Regions from separate parts of the Homo sapiens genome. Here region 1 is linked to region 2. Evidence: chromatin contacts called from ENCODE Hi-C or POLR2A ChIA-PET data. All regions are on one chromosome and are shown on one strand. Each heading gives the region's core, a stretch centred on a gene start or an enhancer-like site at or near the end of the contact. The rest is flanking DNA. Distances are from core to core; before and after follow the strand shown.

Region 1 (4,727 bases), core at 145-2,644, 470 kb before region 2:
TTTTTTTCTATTTTTAATAAAAATATATATTACAGAAGATCATATCACCCATAATTCTGCCATCATAACACATTTTGGTGGGATTCATTCTATGTTGTTTTGTTTTTCTTTGTGTGTGCATGTGTCTCTGAGGGCTCTTCACTTACCTGACATTATGAGGGAGTCTTTTCTTGAAATAAAATACAGGATGCATTTTTCAAGAGACCCCAAATATTCCTCAAATACCACGCCATCTTCCATAGGTTGCTTTTTTGTTTTTTAAGAGACCTGAGGCCACTTGGCTTTCTTTTGGTGGCCAAAACACTAGAGCAGAAACAGGGAGTTTGTGGCTGTCCAGAAGCCACATGCCTTGTCTCTGAAAGTTTTATTTAGATTATGTTGTATTATCTCCTATGGGTAGGTTTCCACTGATGTGTGGCTTATGTGAATTATTTTTCAGCCTTTCTTGGGAATTTGTATACCTTTATGCTTAGTGGATGTTTGCAAAACATTGGTTTTGTTGTATTAGTTTATGACTCCCAGTAAAATTTATCTGAAAATTTTGAGATAATCTAGTATGTAATTTGTTACAATGTGCACAAACTACGTACTAAAGTTCCTGACATAATGAGTGTTATTAGCTATTTTCATTTTTGCATATCCTTCTGGTCATCCTTGTCTACAAGAATACTCTCTTCTAATATAGTTACAGGTAAAATACATAATTTATTTCTATATTCTGAGCGTTTTGTTTTCTATACAGTCTTTATGTAGTTGTCATTTTGTTGTTCCTGGTGTTTTTTTTTGTTACTGTGGTTTTTTTGTTTTGTTTTGAGATAAGATCTCACTTTGTCTCCCAGGCTGGAGTGCAGTGGCGTGATCTTGGCTCACTGCAGCCTTGAACTCCCAGGCTCAAGTGGATCCTCCCTCTTCAGCCCCGCAAGTAGCTGGGACTACAGGAGTGCACCACCACCCCCATCTAATATTTTTTTGTTGTTATTCTAGGGACGAGTTCTCACTATGTTGCCCAGGCTGGCCTCGAACTCCTGGGCTCAAGCAATCCTCCTGCGTTGGCCTCCCAAAGTCCTGGGATTACAGGTGTAAGCCACTACGGCTGGCCTATTATTGCTGTATTCTAACTTATTCATCTCCTATGGTACGATTTTTCATTTTTTCTAATTTATGTTTTCATACTTTTATATATCGTGCTATGTTAAATAGCTTCATATAGTTTTCTTTTATGCAGTGATTTTAGCCTCTTGATGATCTTCTTTATCAGTTATGGCACTGGTGACTTAAAATGGATGTTCTTCCTCTGTCATTCCTCCGACGTTTGTTAGCTGGCATTTTTAACAAAGAGCTTTCACTTCTCCTTTTTATTTCGGTATCTCTGCTGACTAATGCACTTGCATTTTATTCCATGGGTTATTTTCCATCACTGTCATTGTTCTTTCTGATGCCTATGCTGTCCCAGATTCGACCGTGGGAGCCTTCAGCCTGTGTCCTGTGTCCTTTCAACTGTCTCTATTAATCTTTGAGCATTTCTTACTTTCTCACAGAACAAAAGTATCCAGGCTTATGTTGCCCTCTTTCTGCCTTGGGCCTGGACTCAGCCATTTCTCTTAAGGATTATCTTAAGCATCATTTAGCTTAGAAATTAATCAGCTTTCCAAAAGATGTACAAAATGCTAACTTTCCTTTTGAGCAATTTTTTTCTAAAATTAGATTTTTTTTAGAGGATTATTCCTTTATTCTTTCTATAAGTTCATTTGAAGTGTGGTGTTAGGAAACCATGCCTGAGTTTAACTCTTCCAGTGTTTATCAGATCATTTTTTCCCTGTGCTGTATCATCTTAAACATCTTAAACAATTCCTTGACATTTTTATATTTCTTTGTATTTTCATTGACTGTATTGCCATTTCTAGATTAGCTGGTTAATGTACAAATTGGATTATTTTGCATTTCCTTGGTAATATAGGCTGTTGATGCTAAAGGAGGAAAAACAAATGGACTTGAAAACTGGTCGAATGCATCGGAAAGCCATTTTTGGAGATGATTCTATGCTAACATCCTCTCTCCTTTCTTGATCTCTTAATTTTTTTTTTCTTACCCAAGTATATACAGGTTGATTTTGTCTTTCTGGAAGATCCAAGATCTTTGGTTTAGAGATATATTCTCTTAATGTTAACTGGTATTAGAATACTCTTTTCTGTATTTTATTTCAATACACTTGAGAATAGAAATGATTGTATTTTCTTTTAACTTGTGCAGTAGAGTGTGGCATACAAATGTTGTATTCTCAGTATTTCAAAAAATTACCTTCTTACTGTACAAGTTGTATTCAGCATATAAAGTCTATTCCAGCTTTGTTGTAGATGCAGTGTGATTATTACATGCCGATAAGGTATGAATTGGAGATGGGATCCAAAATTACTGTACTTAGTGTAATTTTTAAGCTAATTACAGGGTTGGTGGTGAATATTTTACTTCTGCAAAATGAAAACAGCATTTCATCAGAAGTTGTTTTATGGTCTTTCAGACATTTTATTGTATATCTTTGGTGCTTTTTGCCCATGAAGTATCTCTTTTGTGTGTTTGTGTGTATGTGTATTGATCTGCTGTAAATTTCACAGCACTCATTGTCAGGGATCAGCAGAATCAGGCCTAGGCAGAGAGCTGAGCAGTACTCTCAGTACGTCTCTGTGTCCTTGTTGCCACATTATCTCTGTTGTTTATTTATAAGTTGGAGAACTCTCTGACCTGTAACAAAGGTTGGATAGGTCAGAGACAATTGGGAGAGGAATCCTCTGCTCTATTGTCACCTGTGCCTCACTCCAAAATATGCTCTGAAATCAATATTTAAATATTAAATTTGTATGGTGAATGTATTCTTTTTTAATGTTAATTAAATGATTGGTCAGCCCACTTAATATTTACAATGCAGGACTTACTTTGCGTATTCTCTGTCTTGTATTTTTGCTTTATTTAAGCTAGGCTAGCCTCCAAGCTGGAAGCTGAATTGACAGTTGAAAAATAATGACATGTATACAAGGTATGTTTGAAGGATTGCAGATGCAGGGGCACCATATGCTAAAGGAGTGTTGGAAGCTCACTGCAGAAGATGACAAAAGCAGACTGATATGTATTATTTGCTGAAATATAAGCTGGAGGCACAGGTGAAGATTGCCAAACCTAATGAACAGTTTGGCAAATAAGACAGGCTGTCAGGCCATGGCAGTTCAGCAGTGGGCGTGCTGCCTGTGAACCAAGTCATTTGTTCCAGAGGACTACACTTAAATACCACAAATAAAATCTTCCTTGTCACTGATATCACAGTGAAATAGATGTTGTCTTTCAGATTTCTGGTTGAATTACCAGCCATTAACATCTGGTGATTTGGGTTGTAAAATTATTTTTAGTTTTGCCTGTTCATATTTCATCCAGAAAGCCCAAACAAGATATATTTTCCCACATAAGAATGTAAGCAGTATAATGCCCCGTCCGGGAGGGAGGCGGGGGGCAGCCCCCACCTGGCCAGCCGCCCCTTCCAGGAGGGAGGTGGGGGGCGCCTCTGCCCGGCTGCCCCGTCTGGGATGTGGGGGGGGCCCCTCTGCCCGGCCGCCACCCCGTCTGGGAGGTGTACCCAGCAGCTCATTGAGAACGGGCCATGATGACGATGGCGGTTTTGTCGAGTGGAAGGAGGGGAAGTGTGGGGAAAGGAAAAAGAAATCAGATTGTTGCTGTGTCTGTGTAGAAAGAAGTAGACATGGGAGACTCCATTTTGTTCTGTACTAAGAAAAATTCTTCTGCCTTGGGATGCTGTTAATCTATGGCCTTACCCCCAACCCCTTGCTCTCTGAAACGTGCTGTGTCCACTCAGGGTTAAGTGGATTAAGGGCGGTGCAAGATGTGCTTTGTTAAACAGATGCTTGAAGGCAGCATGCTCCTTGAGAGTCATCACCACTCCCTAATCTCAAATACCCAGGGACACAAAAACTGCGGAAGGCCGCAGGGTCCTCTGCCTAGGAAAACCAGAGACCCTTGTTCACATGTTTATCTGCTGACCTTCCCTCCACTATTGTCCTATGACCCTGCCAAATCCCCCTCTCCGAGAAACACCCAAGAATGATCAATAAATACTAAAAAAAAAAAAAAAAAAAAAAAAAGAACACTGCAAGAACATCTGCCCCAGAACTGCCTGTCCAACCTGGACTGACATCATCCTTGTTATTGATCTTTGTAGCCAAATATAATTATTTTAAAACAAACAAAAAAGAAGAATGTAAGCAGTATAAGACTTTAAAACACACAAATGAAAAATATACATGACTACATGCTTCAGTGAACTAAAACTTTCATCTGTGATCTTTATTTTGCAACGTTCTGAAGTAACATTACAGTCTTTTCAGTGTGCTGTGTCATTTATATCCCTTACTTTATCCTGGGAATCCTGTATTGCCATTGAGCATATGCAAATTGAGACATGTGCATAGCTTCTCCCCGTTGAGCCCATCAGTGGGGAGGAGCTATGTACCGGGGACATTTGGCAAAGATTTTCATGAGTCTGTTGGATGTAACAGCTCCTTAAGAAAACCTCAGTTTACCTTCCCTATTTTTTACCATTTGTAAAACTAAGGCTCAGTGATGTAAAATATAACACATTCTGTGCTGTGGCATAACTGCAGCTTAGGTTTTTATATTCAAGACAAGCAGAGGTATAGTTGAAAAGGTATGAACACTTATTATGC
Region 2 (4,849 bases), core at 2,017-4,516:
TGGGATAGACAGTGGCTATGGGAGGATTGGACTTTTGAGTTGGGCTCTGGGTCTCTTGGACAACTTTACAATTTACTGGCTTCCAAGACTTCCTGCTTCAAAACCCCCAGCCAGACTATTCATGGCCCATTCAGATCTTCATGTTCATCCCACAAGTGCAAGAACAGTTAACCTTTCTTAATTGATTTTTGTAATTGGAGGTTTATATTGTCTTGCCTAATGCATATTCTCTTTTTTTTTTTTTTTTTGAGACGGAGTCTTGTTCTGTTGCCAGGCTGGAGTGCGGTGGTGCAATCTCAGCTCACTGCAATCTCCACCTCCTGGGTTCAAGAGGTTCTCCTGCCTCAGCCTCCTGAGTAGCCGGGGAGCTACAAGCATGCACCACCACACCCAGCTAATTTTTTTTTTTTTTTTGAGAGGAGTCTCGCTCTGTCGCCCAGGCTTGAGTGCAGTGGCGCGATCTCGGCTCACTGCAAGCTCTGTCTCCTGGGTTCATGCCATTCTCCTGCTTCAGCCTCCCGAGTAGTCCCAGGAGTAGCTGGGACTACAGGTGCCCACCACCACACCCAGCTAATTTTTTTGTATTTTTAGTAGAGATGGGGTTTCACCATGTTATCCAGGATGGTTTTGATCTCCTGACCTCGTGATCCGCCCGCCTTGGCCTCCCAAAAGTGCTGGGATTATAGGCGTGAGCCACCGCCCGGGCAAATTTTTGTATTTTTAGTAGAGATGGGGTTTCACCGTGTTGGCCAGGATGGTCTCAATCTGACCTTGTGATCTGCCCACCTCGGCCTCCCAAAGTGCTAGGATTACTGGCGTGAGCCACCACTCCTAGCCTTAATGCATATTCTTAAATATACAAAGGTAGATTTGTTATGAAAATTGCTTTGGGGCTCTAATAACCTACCTTTTAAGAATGAGAAACTGCTGGGCTTAAGGGAGTTCAGTATGAATCAAGATTGAACCATTCAAATGTGGCTGTGATTTCTGCATATATCATAGATGGGATCCTTCTGAGAATACTGGAATAGGGAATTAGGACACCAAGCCAATTCAGCTGTGAACCTTATTCTTGTACTTTTCTTTCTTGCTGGTAATTTTATGGAGCAGGTTAAGAAGGCTGCTCTGTGTTAGGATAAACTGTATACCAATAATGTTGACAACCTGTAATGAGTGTTGCATTTTACTTCTTGTATCTTTTCCTTCCTACCTTGATGCCAGTAATCTATAAGGGATCTTTATAGTTTGAATGTATTTGAATAACTTCAGTATACTTTAGTTCTACTTTTTTATTTGACTCACAACCATTCTTAGGTCTCAAGTATTCCCATGTGTTTTAAAAGCCTGAAGTCAGTGAGATGAAATTCAACATCAAGAATTTGAAGTAACTTGTAAGGAAAAATAATATAAAGATACCATTGGGGCAGTGGCTCACACCTGTAATCTCAGCACTTTGGGAGGCTGAGGTGGAAGGATCACTTGAAGCCAGAGTTTGAGACCAGCCTGTGCAACACAGCAAGACCCCGTCTCTACAAAAACTTAAAAAATTAGCTGGCTGTGGTGTTGCTCACCCATAGTTCCAGCTACTCGGGAAGCTGAGGCAGTAAGATCACTTGAGCCCAGGAGGCCGATGCTGCAGTGAACTGTGATTGTTCCACTACAGTCCAGCCTGGGTGACAGAGAAAAGAAAAAGAAAACATTACATAATTTGGCTAGAGCATAATAATTTGATTTTCTGGTTTTTGAAAATTTGAGTTGCAATAAAAGGATATTTCAGTGTGCGATTTCAATTTTCCGTAGCAAATGTATATATAGAAAAATGTTAAAATAGATGTATTTGAATACCTTAAAAAATACAAGAAACTGGAAGAAAGATAATATTGCAAAGCATCTACATATATCCTAGGCCTTTTGTGTACAAGGTTATTTGTGACAATTGTAAGGTATTATGAAGGCAGGTAGGATTATCTCCGTTTTACAGATAGGGAAGCTGAGGCCTAGAGGTGGAAACTTGCCCAGTGATGTAAGATTCATCTCCCGGTTATGCCCTCCTGGAAAGCCCTTCCCAACATATTATGTTGTCCATAGAGGGAAAAATGAGCAAAGACAGATGGCTTAACTCTGGTGTGTGACTAAGATATAGGAAATTTATAGAGGAGGTTCTATCAATGTGCCGACTTACTTTGTGTTTTATGTTCTGAGAACGATTACCAGCCATCTCAAATTCTGTGGTTGTCAAAGCTCCCCTGGGGTTGTTGCTGGTTGGCCCCCACTTGCTTTGAGACTTTGATGCCAGGGCAGGTTGAGAGGAACTGACTTCAGCTGAGTTTGATCTTGGATCTGGGAAAGAGAAATGCTTTGAAAATCACGGCAACTCTGGGAAGTTTAAAAGATATTAATGTATCCTGGAGAGTTTGAGGCTTTGCAGAAACTTATTGGCAGAGCAGAATGATTCTGAAAAATGCTACATCAGTGAGGGGATATTTGATAAGGTATTTTCTGCCAACTCGGGTATTCACTTAGCATTGTTTATCCTTTAAGATATGTATACACATACTTCCTCTGTGAGTTTACCCTACTAACAAAGTTTTATCCCCAGCCTCAACCTTGCTTTGGGTCTCCAGGCCCAAGTTTCTCACCATCTCTTGGATGATTGCTCCAGCCCACTCTGCTGCCACCTGGGATCCAACATGTTCAAACCCAGCTGTGAACTTCACAGAGTATTAAAAGAAAGAGCCTTTGCTTCAGCAGTTTATGTTATTAAGACGGAGGCTTGGGTCATGTTATCTCTCTCCACCAATGTGTAAGGTGAAAGTCCTATTAGGTAAGAGTTTTTGGAAGACCCGTGTTTTGTGCTTTTTGGGTTTCAGTATAGGGTTTTTTCCTACAGGGCTAGAGGGAAAGTACCCCAGCATTTCCAACCAGTGGGGTGCAAAATTATTTGGGTCTACAGCTTTACCTATTCCTTTCAAGAACATTTTTGAAAAAACACATCTGTTAAGTTGAACCATGTGTAACTGCTGAATGCTGATGTTTGGCCGTTTTCTACTTAAAAAAATAGGCCAGCAGTTTGTAAATTCAAGCTAATATATGAACTTTTTGAAAAAGTTGTTCTTGGACACTAAAAGGTAAGACGGACGCCAGATTTCCAGAGCAAGGGGAGGAGAGACCCGAGCAACATCACTTCCCTGAAGACCTAGCTCCTGCGCGCGGCCGGGGACTGTGACTCCACATGCCGGCGTTACTTACCCGGGCCCGCGCCTGACTCGCCACACCTCATTTTGCGGCCGCCGTAAAGCGCGGATGCGCGGCGTGGCCACGCCCCTTCAGTGCTTGTGACGCAGGCGCCCTGGGCTTTTTGGGCGCGAAAAAGAAGCAGTCCTGGGTTGTACCCGGCGCAGCTGGGAGCGGCTGCTTCCTCCGGGGTCGTATCTCCGCCCGGCATGGGGCTGCTGGACCTTTGCGAGGAAGTGTTCGGCACCGCCGACCTTTACCGGGTGCTGGGCGTGCGACGCGAGGCCTCCGACGGCGAGGTCCGACGAGGCTACCACAAGGTGTCCCTGCAGGTACACCCGGACCGGGTGGGTGAGGGCGACAAGGAGGACGCCACCCGCCGCTTCCAGGTATGCAGGGTCCCGCCCCGAAGCCGACCGGCTGCGCGGGCCTCCCCCTAGCCTTTTGGCTACCGGGCCCCGCCCCGGGGGAGCGCGCTGAGCTCCGCTTGGCGCCTTCTGATCTTTATTTCTCGCGCCGCCGTTTCGGTGGGAGGAGCAGGGGTGATTTACGGATACTCTTTGCCCTCAGATCCTGGGAAAAGTCTATTCCGTTCTCAGTGACAGAGAACAGAGAGCAGTGTACGATGAGCAGGGAACAGTGGACGAGGACTCTCCTGTGCTCACCCAAGACCGAGACTGGGAGGCGTATTGGCGGCTACTCTTTAAAAAGGTAAAGGACTCTGGAGGTTTCTTTGTGACTGTTACCATCATTCAATCAACAAACCTTTATTGACTGCCTCTAAGATCTTGTATTTTGTGTTAATTTTGTAGGAATTAGGAATTTTGAGTTTGGCCTTGAAATACAGATACACGCACGCTTACTGAAACGGGCTTTAAATTTCCTGTTAATGTGATTGTTGCACTGAAAAGGGCCGATTTATTTTTTTTGCCGGATGCGCTTTATTTTACATATCCAAATGTAAGTCCTGATTCCGGATCACCTCTCACTCTTGGAAATTTCACTTAAATTTCCCTTCCCTGGTCCCTAGTTAGCAGTTAATGAAGATTGGATTTAAAAAGGAGGACTCCGGAGAAGCTTAGGCATAGAAAATCTGGTTCAATAATTTCAACTCAAGCAACTGTTGTATTGCAGCAATTCAACACCCAACTCTAGTTTTACTAACGTACGTTTTATTTAAAGTAAAATTCCCAAAGTTAAAGCAAATCTCCTTTATCATCAGATATCTTTAGAGGACATTCAAGCTTTTGAAAAGACATACAAAGGTTCGGAAGAAGAGCTGGCTGATATTAAGCAGGCCTATCTGGACTTCAAGGGTGACATGGATCAGATCATGGAGTCTGTGCTTTGCGTGCAGTACACAGAGGAACCCAGGATAAGGAATATCATTCAGCAAGCTATTGACGCCGGAGAGGTCCCATCCTATAATGCCTTTGTCAAAGAATCGAAACAAAAGATGAATGCAAGGAAAAGGAGGGTAAGATTTTGAATACTGTGGATTTATATTTTGACTGCTTCCAAAAAGGATTTGAGAGTATTTACAGCAGTAGAAGTAAACATAAAACTCCAGAAATAAGGACTAGGGTTAACTTGGTCTATAGTTTCGATCTAATAA

The links. A loop is a pair of places that touch in the nucleus more often than their neighbours do. ChIA-PET counts read pairs that join two places held with the same protein, here RNA polymerase II (POLR2A). Pooled maps may share reads with other maps.
Region 1: a pooled map shows a loop between it and region 2 (2.7-fold over the local background). The contact joins the enhancer-like site here to the promoter of DNAJC9-AS1 in region 2. A Hi-C loop is called at or near these places in 1 of 37 single-sample maps with no recorded cell type and 3 of 50 pooled maps. POLR2A ChIA-PET finds 5 or more read pairs at or near these places in 5 of 52 experiments (CD8-positive, alpha-beta memory T cell, HEK293, K562 and 2 more).

What each region holds. Positions count from the first base shown.
Region 1 is chr10:73,714,423-73,719,149 of GRCh38, reverse strand. It overlaps the pseudogene BMS1P4-AGAP5 and the pseudogene BMS1P4. Among named protein-coding and RNA genes, the nearest start is that of AGAP5, 19 kb to the right of the region's middle. Within about 2 kb of position 1,394, at least 4 of the 41 ENCODE cell types and tissues checked have a DNase peak (open chromatin) inside an H3K27ac peak, as active enhancers do.
Region 2 is chr10:73,245,784-73,250,632 of GRCh38, reverse strand. DNAJC9-AS1 (DNAJC9 and MRPS16 antisense RNA 1) reads right to left here and starts at 3,266. Exons shown (of 4, transcript NR_038373.1): 1 at 3,250-3,266; 2 at 2,183-2,340. It overlaps DNAJC9 (DnaJ heat shock protein family (Hsp40) member C9), which reads left to right and starts at 3,378. Exons shown (of 5, transcript NM_015190.5): 1 at 3,378-3,623; 2 at 3,805-3,945; 3 at 4,457-4,711. The coding sequence starts at 3,444. MRPS16 (mitochondrial ribosomal protein S16) reads left to right here. Exons shown (of 3, transcript NM_016065.4): 3 at 1-1,784. RefSeq lists enhancers at 3,132-3,471, 2,737-3,936 and a silencer at 3,672-3,821.